2 separate regions of the Homo sapiens genome follow, and region 1 is linked to region 2. Evidence: read pairs that join two places in POLR2A ChIA-PET (ENCODE). Cell type or tissue: CD4-positive, alpha-beta T cell. All regions are shown on one strand.

Region 1 (8,000 bases), 360 kb after region 2:
TCCACTTATAACCTGTAAGCCCTCCACGTCAAGATATCCCGCCTTTTTGGGTCATACCAATATATACCTTCCATGTATTGATTTATGTGTTTGCCTGTAACTCTTGCCTCTCTAAAATGTATAAAAGCAAACTAATCTGACTGCCTTTGGCACACTTTTTTTTTTTTTTTTTTTTTTTGAGACAGAGTCTTGCTCTGTTGCCCAGGCTGGAGTGCAGTGGCGTGATCTCAGCTCACTGCAACCTCTGCCTCCCGGGTTCACGTCATTCTCCTGCCTCAGCCTCCTGAGTAGCTGGGATTACAGATGCCTGCCACCATGCCCGGCTAATTTTTTGTATTTTTAGTAGAGACGGGGTTTCACCATGTTGGCCAGGCTGGTCTGAAACTCCTGACCTCAGGTGATCTGCCTGCCTCAGCCTTTCAAAGTGCTGGGGTTACAGGCGTGAGCCACCTTGCCCGGCCACCTTTGGCATACTTTCTTGGGACCTCTTGAGGCTGTGTTTCCCCAGGCCATGGTCATTCACATTGGCTCAGAATAAACCTCTTTAAAATATTGTACACAGTTTGTTTTTTTCCATTAACAGAGTGTAGCTCCAGGATAACCTGCATCAGAATCCCTGGAGCCATGGGTAAGATTTAGCGTCTCAGCCCATAGAGCAGGTCCTTGGATGAGACCCTGAAATATGCATCTTACCCAGGAACCCCTGTCTGAATGTTTTGAAGGAATTTTCAAGGATCTGTTTAAAATTTTAAGGTACAATTTACATAGAGCTAAGTACACAAATCTTAAGTGTATTATAGCTAGAATTTTTATATAAGGGTACAGATTTTAACCTAATTACACATTTGTGGAATAACCATTCAAATCAAGATAGGGAAGAAAAATTTCCCTCTAAGTCTTCCCTGAGGTACATACTATGCTGACTGTCACCGTGGGCTAGTTTTTGTTGTTCTTGAACTTCATAGATCATACAGCACATACTCTTTTGCATCTGTTTCCTTTTACTTATACTATGCTTTTGCAATTTGTCCATGTTGTATGTGTAGCAGTAGTTAGTTCCTTTTTACTGCTGGTAAAATTGCATTGTATGAATATAGCCCCATTTACTTATATATTGATTGTCTTGTTGAAGTTCATTTCGATTGTTTCCAGTTTGTGGTTATTATGAATAAAGCTGCTGCGAGCATTCTTGTAATAGTCTTTTGGCTGTCTTGGGGACTTGAGGTTTTCTTGGGCAACTACCTAGGAGTGAAACTGCATCAGGCTTAAGGTTTGACAGAGAGGTAGGTGAGGGCTTATATATAACCATGAACAAGTAATGCATGTTGGGCAGGAACATCAACAGCTGCCACCCCAAAGGAAGAGAAGGCCTGGTGGGGCACTCAGTGGCTGAGCCTAGCTCATGGACTTCCAAAAGGTGATATTGAGGCTGGGCACGGTGGCTCACGCCTGTAATCTCAGCACTTTGGGAGGTCGAGGTGGGAGGATCATGAGGTCAGGAGTTTGAGACCAGCCTGGCCAGCATGGCAAAACCCTGTCTCTACTAAAAATACAAAAATTAGCTGGGTATGACGGTGTGTGCCTGTAGTCCCAGCTACTTGGGAGGCTGAAGCATGAGCATCGCTTGAACCTGGAAGGTGGAGGTTGCAGTGAGCCAAGATTGTGCCACTGCACTCCAGCCTGGGCGAAGAGCGAGACTCCATCTCAAAAACCCCAAAAATCAAAAGGTGATATTGCCCCCAAGGGGCTGAAAATTGTTTACTGAGAGGGATGTGTATGTGGAAAAAAATCTTAGACATTACAATGGTTTGTGGCCTTTAGATATGCTGACATACAGTAATGTCATGGGGAGAGGAGCGATAAGAAAAAAAATATCTTCCAAGGCTCCTGAGGGGGTGAAAATGAAAAAAGCTTGAGAAACATCAGTCTAGATAAGTCTGGACTTTCTCATATCTCCAAAGCAGAACCTGCAAGGGTGATCTCACTCTTTGGTCAAGGAGAGTAAATTGGGAATAATAAGCCTCACAACGCAGAGATGCCCAGGGAAAACCAAACAGCTAGGCCAGGTGTAGTAGCTGCCGTCTAACATCCCAGCACTTTGGGAGGCCAAGGCAGGTGGATAGCTTGAGCCCAGGAGTTCAAGACCAGCCTGGGCAACATGGGGAAACCCCATCTCTATAAAAAATACAAAAATTAGCCAGAAGTGGTGGTACATACCTGTAGCCCTAGCTACTAGGAAAGCTGAGGTGGGAGGATCACTTGAGCCTGGGAGGTTGAGGCTGCAGAGAGCCAGGATCGTGATGTGGACAGGAGACAAGGAAGTACTGGGTAGAACAGGGTGGTTCCCCGGCAAAGACCTCACCCTCAAGCCTGAAGACCTGTGGCCCTAAACGAGGACAGGCATTCCTGTTTTCACGCCCCAAAAGTTGCCTTTTGGCCTGCCATGGCCCCTATCCTGTACCATCCTGTACCCATATAAACACCAAACCCCAGGCTCCAGAAGCAGACAAGCAGGTGAAAAGATGAGAAGACAAGCAGATGCAGGGTGGAATGGAGGGCGCGGCAGAGAAAGACAGAAGAGGAGAAACATCTGAACGCCGAGAGGAGTTGGGCTGTTGGTGGTGGGAGAGGAGTTCAGCTCTGGACGGCCCGGCTCCAGGGGAAGACTGTCTTCCCACTCCATCCCCTGCTTCTGTCTCTCTATCCATCCCCGCTGAGAGCCACCTCCACTACTCAGTGAAATTCTCACATTTATCCTTCAAGTTCGTGTGTGACTGGTTTTTCTGGGATGCTGGACAAGAGCTTAGGATACAGAAAGCTGTCACATTGGCCCTCTGCCCTTGCGGAAAGGCAGAGGGTCCACGGAGCTGGTTAACACTTGAGCCGTCCATGGACCGCAAGGCTAAAGGGGCACATTGTAACACACGCCCACTTGGGCCCCTGCACCTGTCCATCTGCGTGCTCCCCCTCCCTTAAGGGCTTTGAGCAACGGTGGCGGTGGCGACCCAACAGGTGAGCCACACCCCTGTTGTGCATCCTGCGGGGGGATCAGGGAACTCTACCATTTCGGTCATGCCACTGCACTCCAGCCTGGGTGACAGAACGACACCCTGTCTCCAAAATAAATAAATAAAACAAAAACTAAAACTAAAACTCCCAAATCGCTAAATTCTTGTGTGCATGTCGGGTAGGGTAGGGGCTTGTAGGGACAAGGACACAATGGCGCCCTGAAAGGACAGGTAAGTAACCACAGTCTAGATAGATCCTGCTCTAGTCGGCACAGGGACCACCTGACATAGAAGAGGAAAAGTTTCTTGGGTTCACACCTTTCGTTGAGGGAGGAAGTGATGAATGTCTCCGTAGGCCCTGCTGGGCGTCACTGAAGATCAGATCCGGCGTGGAGGAAGCTCGGGAACCACAACACAGCCGCCACACTCGAGGCTTACTCGGCACCTCTCACCCATTGTTCTCCTTTAACTCATGCATGATGTTTCCGCCCTCAGCAGGTCTTCCCTTGTGAGCGAATGGAAAGAAAGTAAAAAATCTGGAAAGAATGAATGCACCAAAGAGAGAGCAAAAACCATGAATCAAGCCAGAGGGAGACACACTCAGCCCACAGACACCAGGAAGGAAGGGAGGCTTTGAGAGAAGGCTTGCAGCTCTCCTTCACCCCTGTTCTCTGTAAGCCAGGTGTCTGGTGGGCCGCTCACTGCATCTGAGGGGTATGTGGCCAGCTGTGAGAAGGACCACAGGGGCAGTGCACCCCACCAGGCCAGGCACTGCCTTCAGCCCTGGATGATACATACCGGCAGTGTAGGACGGTGGTGGAACCCACTCATAACCAGTGTGGCCTGAGCAGGTTACAGACCCATCCATTCTTTAGCTTTCTGTGCTTTGGTCTCCTCATCTGCAGAACAGGGCTGGGAATAATGGTCTCTTCCTCACTGTGGTGTTACGAGGATTCAATTGGTGAATATATGTTAAGTACTCAGAACAGATCTTGGGACATAGTCTCGCTATGTGGGCACTGGCTTTCTTTTTTTTTTTTTTGAGACAGGGTCTCGCTCTGTTGCTCAGGCTGGAGTACAGTGGCAAGATCATGGCTCACTGCAGCCTTGAACTCCTGGGCTCAAGGGATCCTCCCCACTCAGCTTCCCAAATAGCTAGGACCATGGGTGTGCTACTATCCTTGGCTAATTTTAAATATATATTTTGTAGAGATGGGGTCTTGCTACATCGCCCAGCCTGGTCTTGAATTCCTGGCCTCAAGTGATTCTCCCACCTTGGCCTCCCAAAGCATTGGAATTACAGATGTGAGCCACCACACCCCACCAAGGACTGGCTTTTATTATTACAAAAAACAAGTGATACCGGCCCTCAAGTTGCTCCCACACTAGGGAGGGTACCACCTTTCCATTTCTTATTCAACTGAAAAGGCTGACAGGAAAGAATGACTTTAATAATACTTTTGCCTGTTCTTATCTAGACTTCAGGCAGGGATACTGCTGCCCCCTTGGGGTTGTCATTTCTTGACTGACTCACTTTCCCCTTCTTTCCCCCTCAGCAGCCAGGCTCCCAAAGGGGATGATCACTGACTTTGGGGTGGGGGTGGGATATGTAGCCAAGAGGAAATGTTGATCGAACCCCTGATGACTCATGAGTCACTCTACGTTGGACTCCACAGGGTGAGGTCACAGTACAGACAGGGAGCCCAAGCTCAGGGTCTGAAATGGAGCTTGGCCAAGAAATGGAGCTGTTTTCACACAAGGGATGCTTCAGAGCCGTGGCGGTAACTGTGGACCCTGCACATCACATTCTCTTCCTTCCCATGTTAGTTTGTTAAGAGGGATATGATGAGCTGGGGTCACGAAAACACAGGTACGATTGATTCCTCTGCTTGTTGGTGTGGCTTTCAGGGGCCCAGCTTATTTGTTCTGTGTCCACCTACCCATAGATCCTTCAACCTCCTTGGGAAGCCATCGAATGAATTATTCTGAGCATCACGGGTTGCATTATCCAGGAAACAGTTTCCACGACGGCAGTTTGTGCACAGAAAGTTTATTGGGGAATGCTGTCAAGATTAACACCTGTGTGGGGAGAGCAGGAAGCCAGATGAATAGAGGAAGAAGCTGAACTTTAATGCTGTGGAAACAATGGCTTCCACCAATGCCACAAGGAGCTCTGGAGCAAGGATGGCCCTTTGAAATTGGAGCATAGGGCAGGTTGCTACCCTTGTATTGACCATGGGATACAGCCCCTGCTCTAGAAAGTAGTAATGGCCTTGAGTGAGGCAGCTTCTCCTCAGCCCAGGGCAAACCCTGGAAAAGATGCAGCTGCAAGCTCCAGCTGCCAACACTCCTGGGAGCTGGCATTATCAACACCTCTACTGCAGCCCAGCATCCACCACACTGGGCATAGGCTTTAGACCTTTCTTACTTTTACCAAGTGTGTTTGTTTGTTTGTTTGTTTGTTTTGACAGTCTCACTCTGTTTCCCAGGCTGGAGTGCAGTGGTGTGATCTAGGCTCGCCGCAACCTCTGCCTCCAGGTTCAAGTGATTCTCCTGCCTCAGCCTCCAGAGTAGCTGGGATTACAGACATGAACCACCACGCCCGGCTAATTTTTTGCATTTTTAGTCAAGACAGGTTTCACCATGTTGGCCAGGCTGGTCTCAAACTCCTGACCTCAGGTGACCCGCCCATCTTGGCCTCCCAAAGTGCTGGGATTACAGGTGTGAACCACCGCACCCAGCCACTGCCACGAGTTTAAATCGTTTGCATTCTCTACGATCTTTAAGTATGATAGTTAGGGACACAGGTTTTGAAGTCTGACAGACTTGTGTTCACATCCCATTCCTGCCATTCATTTGACAATATTTATGGAGTATCTCTCTATTTCAGGTGCTGTTCAAGGCACTGAGGGTACAGCAGGGAATAAAAGAGGTAAAAGCCCTGCCTCTGGGGCTGATGTTCCATGAGTGACAGGAGGACACAGATGATTAAAAGAGAAACATGGAATACATGATGATTAGTGCCATGTGATAATATATACTTATTACACTTAAAAAATTAAGTGGGGCATGTGGGGGCGGGGCCAGGGGGGAGGAGGGAACTCAGGAAAGGCTTCCCTGAGAGGTGTGGCCATGGAGAGATCAGGGAAGCTGGATTGGGGGTTGGGGGAAACTGTGCAAAGACCCTGGGAAGAAGGTGTGCTGGGGGTGTACAAGGCACGCAAGGAGGAAGAGAAAATGGGTAGAGAACAGGGTTTCAGAAGTAGATAAAATCAGAGAGGTTTATATGAAATATCCAGAATGGGCAAATCTATAGGCACAGAAAGCAAGTTGCTTAGGGCTACAGGAGTAGGCACAATGGGGAGAGGTGACTTTGGGGTGCAAGTTTCTTCTTGAAATAATGAAAATAACCTGAAAGGCACTGAGATGACAACAGCTGCACAGCTCTGTGAATATATGGAAAGTTATACAATGGTTTTTTCAATGTACGCTTTAAATGAGTGAACTGTGTGGTGTGTGAATTGTATCTTAATAAAGCTATTTATTGTGTGTGGGTTTTTTTTTTTTTTTTAATGGAGTCTCGCTCTGTCGCCCAGGCTGGAGTGCAATGGTGCGATCTCAGCTCACTGCAACCTTTGCCTCCCAGGTTTAAGAGCTTCTCCTGCCTCAGCCTCCTGAGTAGCTGTGATTACAGGCACCTGCCACCATGCCCGGCTAAATTTTTTTTGTATTTTTAGTAGAGACGGGTTATCACCATGTTGGCCAGGCTGCTTTTGAATTCCTGACTTCAAGTGATCTGCCTGCCTCGGCCTCCTAAAGTGCTAGGATTACAGGTGTGAGCCACTGCGCCTGGCCAATAAAGCTATTTAAAGAATCAGAGTAGTGACTGACACGGGACTGTACCATGCAGAGCCTGGTGGTCCACGGTCAGGATTTGCACTTTGACTCAGATGGGACACTACCAGTTGGTTTTAACCAGAAGAGTGAAATGATAAGATTTACATTAAAAAAGAATCCCAGGCTGGGCACAGTGGTTCACGCCTGTAATCCCAGCACTTTGGGAGGCCAAGGCAGGTGGATCATGAGATCGAGAGATCGAGACCATCCTGGCCAACATGGTGAAAACCCGTCACTACCAAAAACACGAAAATTAGCTGGGTGTGGTGGCGCACCCCTGTAGTCCCAGCTACTAGAGAGGCTGAGGCAGGAGAATTGCTTGAACCCCGGAGGTGGAGGTTGCAGTGAGCCGAGATCGTGCCACTACACTCTAGCCTGGCAACAGAGCGAGATTCCATCCCAAAAACAAACAAACAAACAAACAAAAAAAGAATCCCCGCTGAGACATGGTGGCTCACACCTGTAATCCCAGCACTTTGGGAGTCCGAGGGGGAGGATTGCTTGAGCCCGGGAGTTTGAGACCAGCCCAGGCAACTATTGCAAGACCCCATATCTATTTCAAAAATTAAAATAAATAACAAAAAAAAAGAAAAAGAAAAGACTCCCTCTGCTGCTGTGTTGAGAATTGGCTGAAGGGGGACACTCGTGGATGCAGGGAGAGGAGCAAGGAGCTTAATGCAAGAATCCAGGTAAGAGGTGATGGTGGCTTCCAACCAGGTGCTGGAAGCAGGGGCGCAAGTGGTTGAAGGTAGACATGCTTCAATATCAGAGCTGGCAGCAAGTGCCCCGAGTATGGCTGGCTGTGGGTGTGTGAGAGAGAGGAGCTGAGGTTTCTTGGTTCTAGCTGGTTCTGGAGTGGAGCTGCCATTTACTAGGATGGAGACAGCTGTGGAAGCAACACATTTGGGGTTGGAATCAGGAGTTTCTGTATGATGTGTGAAGTCTGAGAGGCCTGTGAGAGAGACCTCCTAGGCAGTTGGGAATTGTGTCCAGAATTCAACATGGGAGCAGTCTGCGCAGGAGACTGTGCAGGAATCTGGGAGCCATCAGCATATCATGGAATTTATTCTTAAGACGGGATCAGACCCTCAGGAG
Region 2 (8,000 bases):
ATGTTAAATACGTTCACAAATCAAAAAAAATCCTTTGTCAGACTATCCTCGTTTGAAAAATATAGCGGCTGTACAAATGGTCTCACCCCCAAAACCCAGCTTTCAGCCAAAAGAGGGCACTAACTTGAAGCCAAGCATGGGAGTTACACAAGGCTCTGTCTCCCAAGAGAACCAAGAGAGCCACAAAAGCAACACGTACTAACTGGGTAGTTTACAAAAAACCGTGAGGCATAACCAAGGGAGAGATAGCAGCTAAAGGCTGAGACTTTTCACCATTAAAGGGAAACGGCAAAGGTGCAGGAGAAGAGGGAGAGTCACATTCATCAAGCCATGCAAGCTGCCTGAGCAGTTTACAGTGCACACACTGTCACATCTAACGTGACAACACCCCTGGAAGAGAAATTAACCCCTTTTCACAGATGAGGAGGCTAAGGAGGGTGCAGCCAGCTGCCCAGGCCCCTTGCCTGGTCCTCGGGGGAGCTCAGGGCTTCCTGGGGCTTACTCTCTTTCCTGTACCACTCCAGCTCCACACAACACGCTGCCCCCACAGTACGGCAATCCTTCTCGGCAAACAGGCCCTCCACAAGGCACCCGAACTACCACACAGGAACCACACAGTCTGATCAACACTATTTGAAATGCCCAATGTCTGTAGCAGAAGCTTGACTGAAAAAAGAACAAAAGAAATAGAAACTTGATCACATACCTCAGTGTCATCTACTTCATTTTCCTCAGAAAGATTGGGTATTTCAATCAATCCCTTGTGCTTCACTCCAGATTCTTTAACGATGCCTAAAATGAGCAAAATGGGTTCTTCAATTATAATACAAAGTAACAACTGGGCCAGGCACTGTGGCACATGCCTATAATCTCAGCACTTTGAAAGGCTGTGGTGAGGATGGATTGAGCCCAGGAGTTTAAAGACCATCCTGGGCAACAGGGAGACACTGTCTCTACAAAATAAAATTATCTGGGCATGGTGGCGCACACCTGTGGTCCCAGTTACTTGGAAGGCTGAGGTGGGAGGATTGCTGGGAGGTCAAGGCTGCAGTGAGCCTTGTCTCAAAAAAGAAAAAAAAATTGATTTTATGAAAAACTGCCCTACCTCACTGAATAGCTCAGCTGCCCTCACAGGGTTCCACCACTCCAGGGCCCCCTGAGCAGCCACGGAAGAAAGGTCAGGCAGGCCATGGCCAAGGAGAGGGCATGAGGAGTCAGCAGTCCGCCGTCCTGAGAGGAGTGTGGGGCAAGTGCACCCATATTCCTCTTCTTGTCCCAGGGTACTCTTTGCCTGGGCAAAGCAGGACAAAGGAGTACCCTGAAGGGGAGAAGCAGTCACAAAAGCGATGGAAGGACAGAAAGGGACAGTACGTTCTGACCACGGAGGGGAGGGAGGCTCTGGCTTGAGGGCATTGTGTGGGGGATACCAGGCAGGTAGACTTCTCTCAGGACTAGAGTGTTGCCTCCTCCCCAGTGGGTCCCAGTTGCCACCCTAGAGACTCGCTGCTGGAGGAGAGCAGCTGGGAGGTGTTAGGACAAGCCCTAACAACCCGTCCTCTGGCTGCTGCCTGGCAGTGGCTGGGTCTTATCCTTGCAAAGGAGCCAAGAGAGATGGAAAAGACACAAGGCCCACAAGGTTCCTCAGGCCTTAGGGCTCGGTGCTGGGGTAGTGGGCAGGGAGCCAGACTGCTATGATCCAGACAGCAGCAGACACAGGGGGCTGCAAGAGAGGCAAACTCCCAGCCAGAGGAGTTCTGAGCCTGTTCTGAGGCGAAGGGGGAAGGGCTGAACACCCTCGTCTGTGAGAAAGGCAGCCAGCAGGGCAGAGGCTCGAGGCCAACTCACTGGACTGCTCTGGGGCACACACTCCAGATAGGAGCTGACTCCTGGGCTGAGGCTCAAACCCTAGCTCCTCCTCTTCCCTTCCCTGCATCTCCACAGACTTGGCTCCCTCAACAAGGACTGAGTGCGCACACGCTGTCTGCTCAGCCAGGATCGAGGCACCATTGGAGAACTGAACCCACAGACCCCAAAAGTGGACACACCCAAAATGCCCGGCAACTGATAAATGGAGAAACAGAATGCAGTATATGCACCCGTGGAATATTCATCAGCTATAAAAAAGAATAAAGTGCTGCTACCTGACACAACACAGATGACCGTTGAACACATTATGAAGTAAAAGAAGGCAGACACCAAAAAACACATCCTACATGATTCATCTATGTGAAATGTTCAGAGGCCAATCCAGAGAAAACGGGTGAGCAGACACCAGGGACTGGGGAAGAGGAGGGCAACAAGAGTGACTGCTCATGGGTCCAGGGTTTTGTTTTGGGGTGGTGAAATGTTCCTAAATTGATTGTAGTGATGGCTGCACAACTCTGTGACTATACCGAAAACCAATAAATTATACACACTAAATGAGTGAATTATGTCTCAAAAAAGCCGTTTTTAAAAGAAATCCCTACCCTACTGAATGACAGAAAGAGGGAGCAGGACAGTAAGCAAAATAGTTTTGTAAAGCAAGTTTCAGTGCCTTGGGGAAAAATAAAGTAGGGAAGAAAGATGGCACAAGGCAGGAGTCTCCAAGGATGCACAGAGATGGCTTTACTCAGGACAAAGACCTGAAGGAGGCAGGCAGCTACCTGGGGGAAGAGTGCTCCAGGCAGCAATGCCGGGAGACTCCTGTTCACAAGGGCCTGGTAGAAGAGGGCCCAGCTGACAGCAATGAGCTCTAAGCAGCTGCGAGTGCTGCGAGAAGGGAAATCCCCATCCTTCTTGGCCCATGGAACTCAAGTGTGGCCAGAGTGTCAGGATCTACCAACGCTGATTCAGGAGCCAGTCAGTGTGCCAGGCCCATAGCAGGGGCTGTAAAAACATTCGCTGAATGATGAACGCACTTTGTCCCCAGCCCCACTAGTACCCTGAGGCCCCTGTTACCTTTCCAGCCCAGTTTGATGTTCCACTCATAGAAGAAAATCAGCTTTCCTTTGCGGCTGCTGCACGAAGCCTCCCCTTCCACCTGCTTCAACTCGTTGATCTCGCCGCGGCCAGCGTCATTCTCCACAACGATGCCCACCAGGAGCTCCTGGAACTTCCCTTTGGACAAGCTGGTGGCATCCCGCTCTGTCCTGCCAGGGACCAGAAAGTCGTGAATGGAAGCCCCAGCTGGGATCCACCTGCCTGGGTGCCAGGGTCACGTCCAAGCCCAGCCCAGATCGGCCCAAGTCCTCTCAAGCAGCCTCGAAACCTGCCAACCTCCAATGTGCTCCTCAAACCTGCTTTCTATCAAATTCTTTTCATCCTGCTCAGTTCTTTAAGATATTATTGTCCACTATGCAAGTAGTATTCTGTCTTAAAAACACTGGCTTATTTAAGGGAGGAGGATCTAGCTAGCTCGCCCACTGGAAATAGGCAAAGCCTAGGCCACAGGGAAAGTAGCAGTAGTGAACTAATCAGAATCATGACAATACCAGCTATCAAGTGTCTTCGCATATACATCGTCTAATGTAATCTTCCCAGGCAATATTCTCACTTTAGGGGACAGAAACGAGCTGAGAGAAATGACATGTCCATCGGGCCAAGGCTAGGACACTAGAAAGTCAGATCTAGCTCACGCCTGTAATCCCAGCACTTTAGTAGGCCCAGGCGGGCGGATCACGAGATCTGGAGTTCGAGAGCAGCCTGACCAACATGGTGAAACCCTGTCTCTACTAAAAATACAAACATCAGACGGACGTAGTGGCACGCATCTGTAGTCCCAGCTACTCATGAGGCTGAAGCAGGAGACTCGCTTGAACTCTGGAAGCTGAGGTTGCAGCGAGCCAAGATTGCCCATGCCCTCAGAGCTCCTCCGGACCAGCCAAGTCATGCTCCTCTGGGGACCGGCCTCAGCATCCCCTCGACGGCCTGGAGGGACCACAGCCCCGGCCAGAGGCGCAGGGCAGAGGACATCCCTTCCGGAGGTTCTGCGGCGGAGGGCTGCCGACCTCTCCCCACGCGCCAGGTGAGGCGCGTAAAGGAAGGGGAGCTTGTCTCACTCACAGAGGGCCCGGCTCGCGGGAGGCGCCTGCGGGGTGGGCGCGAACTGAGATCCAAATTTCTGCCCTTTCCACTACGTTCCATACCCCCGCCCCTAACACAGTCTCTCAATCCAGCTCCCTTCTAACTCCCCGAAACATCCAGAGGGGTGGGCGGGAGGAGAAGGGAAGGCCCTCAGGCCACAGACGGTGGGAGTGGAAAGGTCTGTCGGAAGTCACTCTTGGGGCCCAACCCAACTTTCAAAAAGAGGCAGCTGCAACCCTCCTAGCCGGTCTCCGTACTCAAGGACTCTCCCGAGCCGAGAGGCGAAGGCCGAGCCCTGCGTCCAGCAGCTGAGGGGGGGCGGCCCCCTGACCCCCTGGCCCCGCGGCCCCGCACAGACCCCAGGGCAGCCCCGGCTCCCGCGGCCCGGCCCTCCCCAGATCCCGGAAGGAGGCCGCCGCCAGCCGCGCCAGCGCCAGTTGTTCACGTTGGTCCCGTCCTCCCGCTCCTCCACGATCCAGTGGGGGTTCCCCTGGCCCCACTTGGCCATGGCGGCGTGGACTGGGCGGAAAACAAGGAAAGGCCGCGGCGCCTAAGGCTCCGAAGCCAGCGTTTCCGGCCGCCGAGCCCCGGGGCGGCGCGTTCGCAGCTCCCAGAAACTGCCAGAAGGCCCCGCCCCCGGCCCCGCCCCGCCCTGCCGCGGCGCGCCCGGGAGCCCCAGCCGGGATCTGGGAGGCGGGTCGCGCGGGGACGCGGGGACGCGGGGACGCGCGGGCGGGGAGGGGCTGGGGCCGCCGGGGTTCCGCTGCGCGTCTCCTAACGCTAGGGCGGGACGGGGCTGTCTGGGCCGCCTGCGAAGGGCGGAGGGCGCTGCAAGTCCCGCGGTGCTGGCGGGCTCGTGATTCCCGGCGCCGGGAAGCAGGGCGCTGAGTAGCGGGTGCCTGAGAGTCCAACCGGCAGTGTAGACGCGACACCGCCGTCAGGTGGCCTCGGCAGGCTCCCTATAGCTCTCGAGGACACGACCTCGAACGCCCAGGTCGCTGTAAGACCGGCCTTTGGGGCCACAGCGCGCACACGTCACACCGTTTGCGGATTTCGCCTAAGAGCGAGTCCGCGCCCAGTTGCCGCGCTGCGGTTTTTTCCGCGACGCAGTCTCTCGCCCTCCCCCCTTCCCGGCACCTTTCCAACTAGTCCCATGTTACTGCGGGAGTATTTCCATTTTATTCACGTAATAATCCTTTAGAGAGAACGAAAGAATGTGATTGCAAACGCATGTTACTGCAAACTGATGCACTTTATCATGGAGTATTAATGATTCCTTTCACGAATTTTCGGCTTCTAGCTAAAACTTTGCACGAACTATTTGGACAATGTTACTGGGGTGTTCTCTGCTAACTACATGGGTAGTTAGCACAGAAATGGGTAGAACAGTGAAAAGGTGGAAGCATCTGACTGTTCTCTTCCCCTGTGCCGACCTGTCCTTTGCCTGCGGTCATCCACGAAATACACTCACGAGTGGAGACATTTTCTCCATTTGCCTACCGGAGCTACCACCTTCCAACATTATCTTCCAGAAAGCTACAACAGTCATGTAAACACACTGCTTAAAGGCGTTTTGACCTCAAAACAAAAAGACGTTTTGATTTCACCTTTCACACTTCACTAAAGCAGCTATAACAGAGTCACATGAAGGAGCAGCGTGGTGGGGTTGCCTGATCTTAAGAAGCCTCATTTCCGCTGCTAAGGAGCTTGCACTTGGCCATACAGGCAATGGGCAACCACTGAGGCAACCTAAATGGAGAAATGACACGATCAGATGTGTTCTAGAACAATCAGTCTTGGCCGGGCGCGGTGGCTCACGCCTGTAATCCCAACACTTTGGGAGGCCGAGGCGGGCGCATCACGAGGTCAGGAGATCGAGACTATCATGGCTAACACGGTGAAACCCCGTCTCTACTAAAAATACAAAAAAAAAAACTAGCTGGGCGTGGTGGCGGGCGCTTGTAGTCCCAGCTACTCGGGAGGCTGAGGCAGGAGAATGGCGTGAACCCGGGAGGCGGAGCTTCCATTGAGCCGAGATCACGCCACTGCGCTCCAGCCTGGGCCACAGAGGGAGACTCCGTCTCAAAAAAAAAAAAAAAAAATCATTCTTACGGACTTTTGGACAATGGACCAGGGTAAGATGGAAACTGGAAGGAGGGGGACTTCTCAGGGTGGAGAAGGGGTGACAAATATTCAGGGATGAGAGGTGTTCAGAAGTGGAATGTAAATGCGTCAGACACTGGGGTGCAGCAGAGAAATACGTTTTGTTCAGCAACTGGGACTTGCAGGTTGGTTAGTAGCCGCACCCTCAGAGGCTAGAATGGAAAGAGGCTGGAATGAGGCTTGGGCTATAACTCTGGGAAAAATCAGCAGGTAAGAGGTAGGCAGGGAAGAGGGGGCCTGCAAAGAGCGACTAAGGAGGAGGAAGGCAACCACAAAGGCATTTAATCAGGGAGCCAGGGTGCACGGTAGAAGCAGTGGCCGTCATCAAGTGTGGAAAAGTATGAGTCGGATGATAAAGGTATATAAAGATATGTATTGGGTGTAACAACACAGAAGGTACTTGAGCCTTTTGCAGAGAGCAGTTTCAGTGAACGATGGGGCAGAAGCTGGGTCACGGGTAACGGGTGAATGGGAGGTGAGAGGGTGGAGACTGTGCTTTCAGAATGTTGGGCAAGGACAGGTAAGACAATTGGACAGTAATGAGATAGGTACATGGATGAAGGGAGTTTTTGCCTTTTCCCTTTAAATGCTTATGTCTGCTGGTGGGGATCAGCTGGCGACAAGAGGGACAAGTGGTTCAGCCAAGTCCCAGAAGCCATGGGAGGAGATGAGTCCAAAGGGTCAGCCTGCAATAGGAAGACGCAAAATAATGTTGGAACGTGGTAGCTCCGGTAGGCAAATGGAGAAAATACCTCCACTCGTGAGCGTATTTTGTGGATGACTGCAGGCAAAGGACAGGTTGGCACAGGGGAAGAGAACAGCCAGCTGCTTCCACCCTTTCACTGTCCTACCCATTTCTCTACTAAGATGAGAAAGATCAGAATGGATGTTTCTCTACCTGTCTTGGTTTTGACTGGTTTGATGTGGGAGAGGATGCAAGGGAGGTGGCAAGTTGGACAACTTCAGGTGGCAGCTTACCTGCAGCAAAGTGAGGGTGACAACACTGACAGGCTTTGGGGGAAGAAATGCAAAATCCTCTCAAGTATGTCCTTTCTCCCATAACCAACCTGTGCTGGGGTAGATCCAGATTATTTTCACCTTTTCTAAACAACTCCACCACACTTTCTCTGTCTCGAGAGAAAGGGGTTGAAAAATGTACATATCCAGGATTGCCATTTTTTTGTTTTTTTTGTGACAGAGTCTCACTCTGTTGCCCAGGCTGGAGTGCAGTGGCATGATCTCAGCTCACTGCAACCTCCGCCTCCCAGGTTCAAGCAATTCCCCTTCCTCAGCTTCCCAAGTAGCTGGAATTACAGGCGTGTGCCACCACACCTAATTTTTGTATTTTTAGTAGAGACAGGGTTTCACCATATCGGCCAGGCTGGTCTTGAATTCCTGAACTCAGATGATCCACCCGCCTTGGCCTCCCAAAGTGCTGGGATTATAGGCGTGAGCCACCGCACCCAGCCCAGGATTGACTCTTATTAGCAATGCACTAGAGAATCAGGAGTTGGATGCCAGTTTCACATCACAGTAGACCCATGAGCTGCTAAGGGTCTGCTTTTGAGGAAGTCACTATTCCATTTTCTTTTTATAATTTTGGTGCCTATCCCTTAGTTTGATTTAATTCCTTTAATATTTGTTGAGCTACCAGCATGCAAATGTCCCAAGCACACTGCCACCATAGCACATAGCACTGTGTGTAGCCTTTGCTCTCAAGCTTTGTTATCTTCACTGGCCTGCTCAACTTGAGGGCAAACACGCTTCCTCCT

The links. ChIA-PET counts read pairs that join two places held together with the same protein. Peaks named below come from ENCODE experiments on the same cell type or tissue, not always from the same donor. Only the 100,000 strongest peaks of a DNase experiment are listed, where the experiment ranks them.
Region 1: POLR2A ChIA-PET joins it to region 2 with 10 read pairs; 3 of 35 experiments call an interaction of 5 or more read pairs at or near these places.

The regions. Positions count from the first base shown.
Region 1 is chr2:60,815,098-60,823,097 of GRCh38, reverse strand. No RefSeq gene overlaps it. Among named protein-coding and RNA genes, the nearest start is that of REL-DT, 62 kb to the left of the region's middle. RefSeq lists a silencer at 3,393-3,442. In CD4-positive, alpha-beta T cell, no CTCF peak of the experiment used is centred here; DNase peaks (open chromatin) are centred at 3,377 and 4,587; H3K4me3 peaks cover 326 bases; H3K27ac peaks cover 1,349 bases.
Region 2 is chr2:61,174,112-61,182,111 of GRCh38, reverse strand. C2orf74-AS1 (C2orf74 antisense RNA 1) reads left to right here and starts at 3,827. Exons shown (of 2, transcript NR_183879.1): 1 at 3,827-4,006. It also overlaps the pseudogene AHSA2P. RefSeq lists an enhancer at 1,042-1,620 and a silencer at 4,372-4,921. In CD4-positive, alpha-beta T cell, no CTCF peak of the experiment used is centred here; DNase peaks (open chromatin) are centred at 2,761, 4,091, 4,791 and 5,711; H3K4me3 peaks cover 2,819 bases; H3K27ac peaks cover 2,864 bases.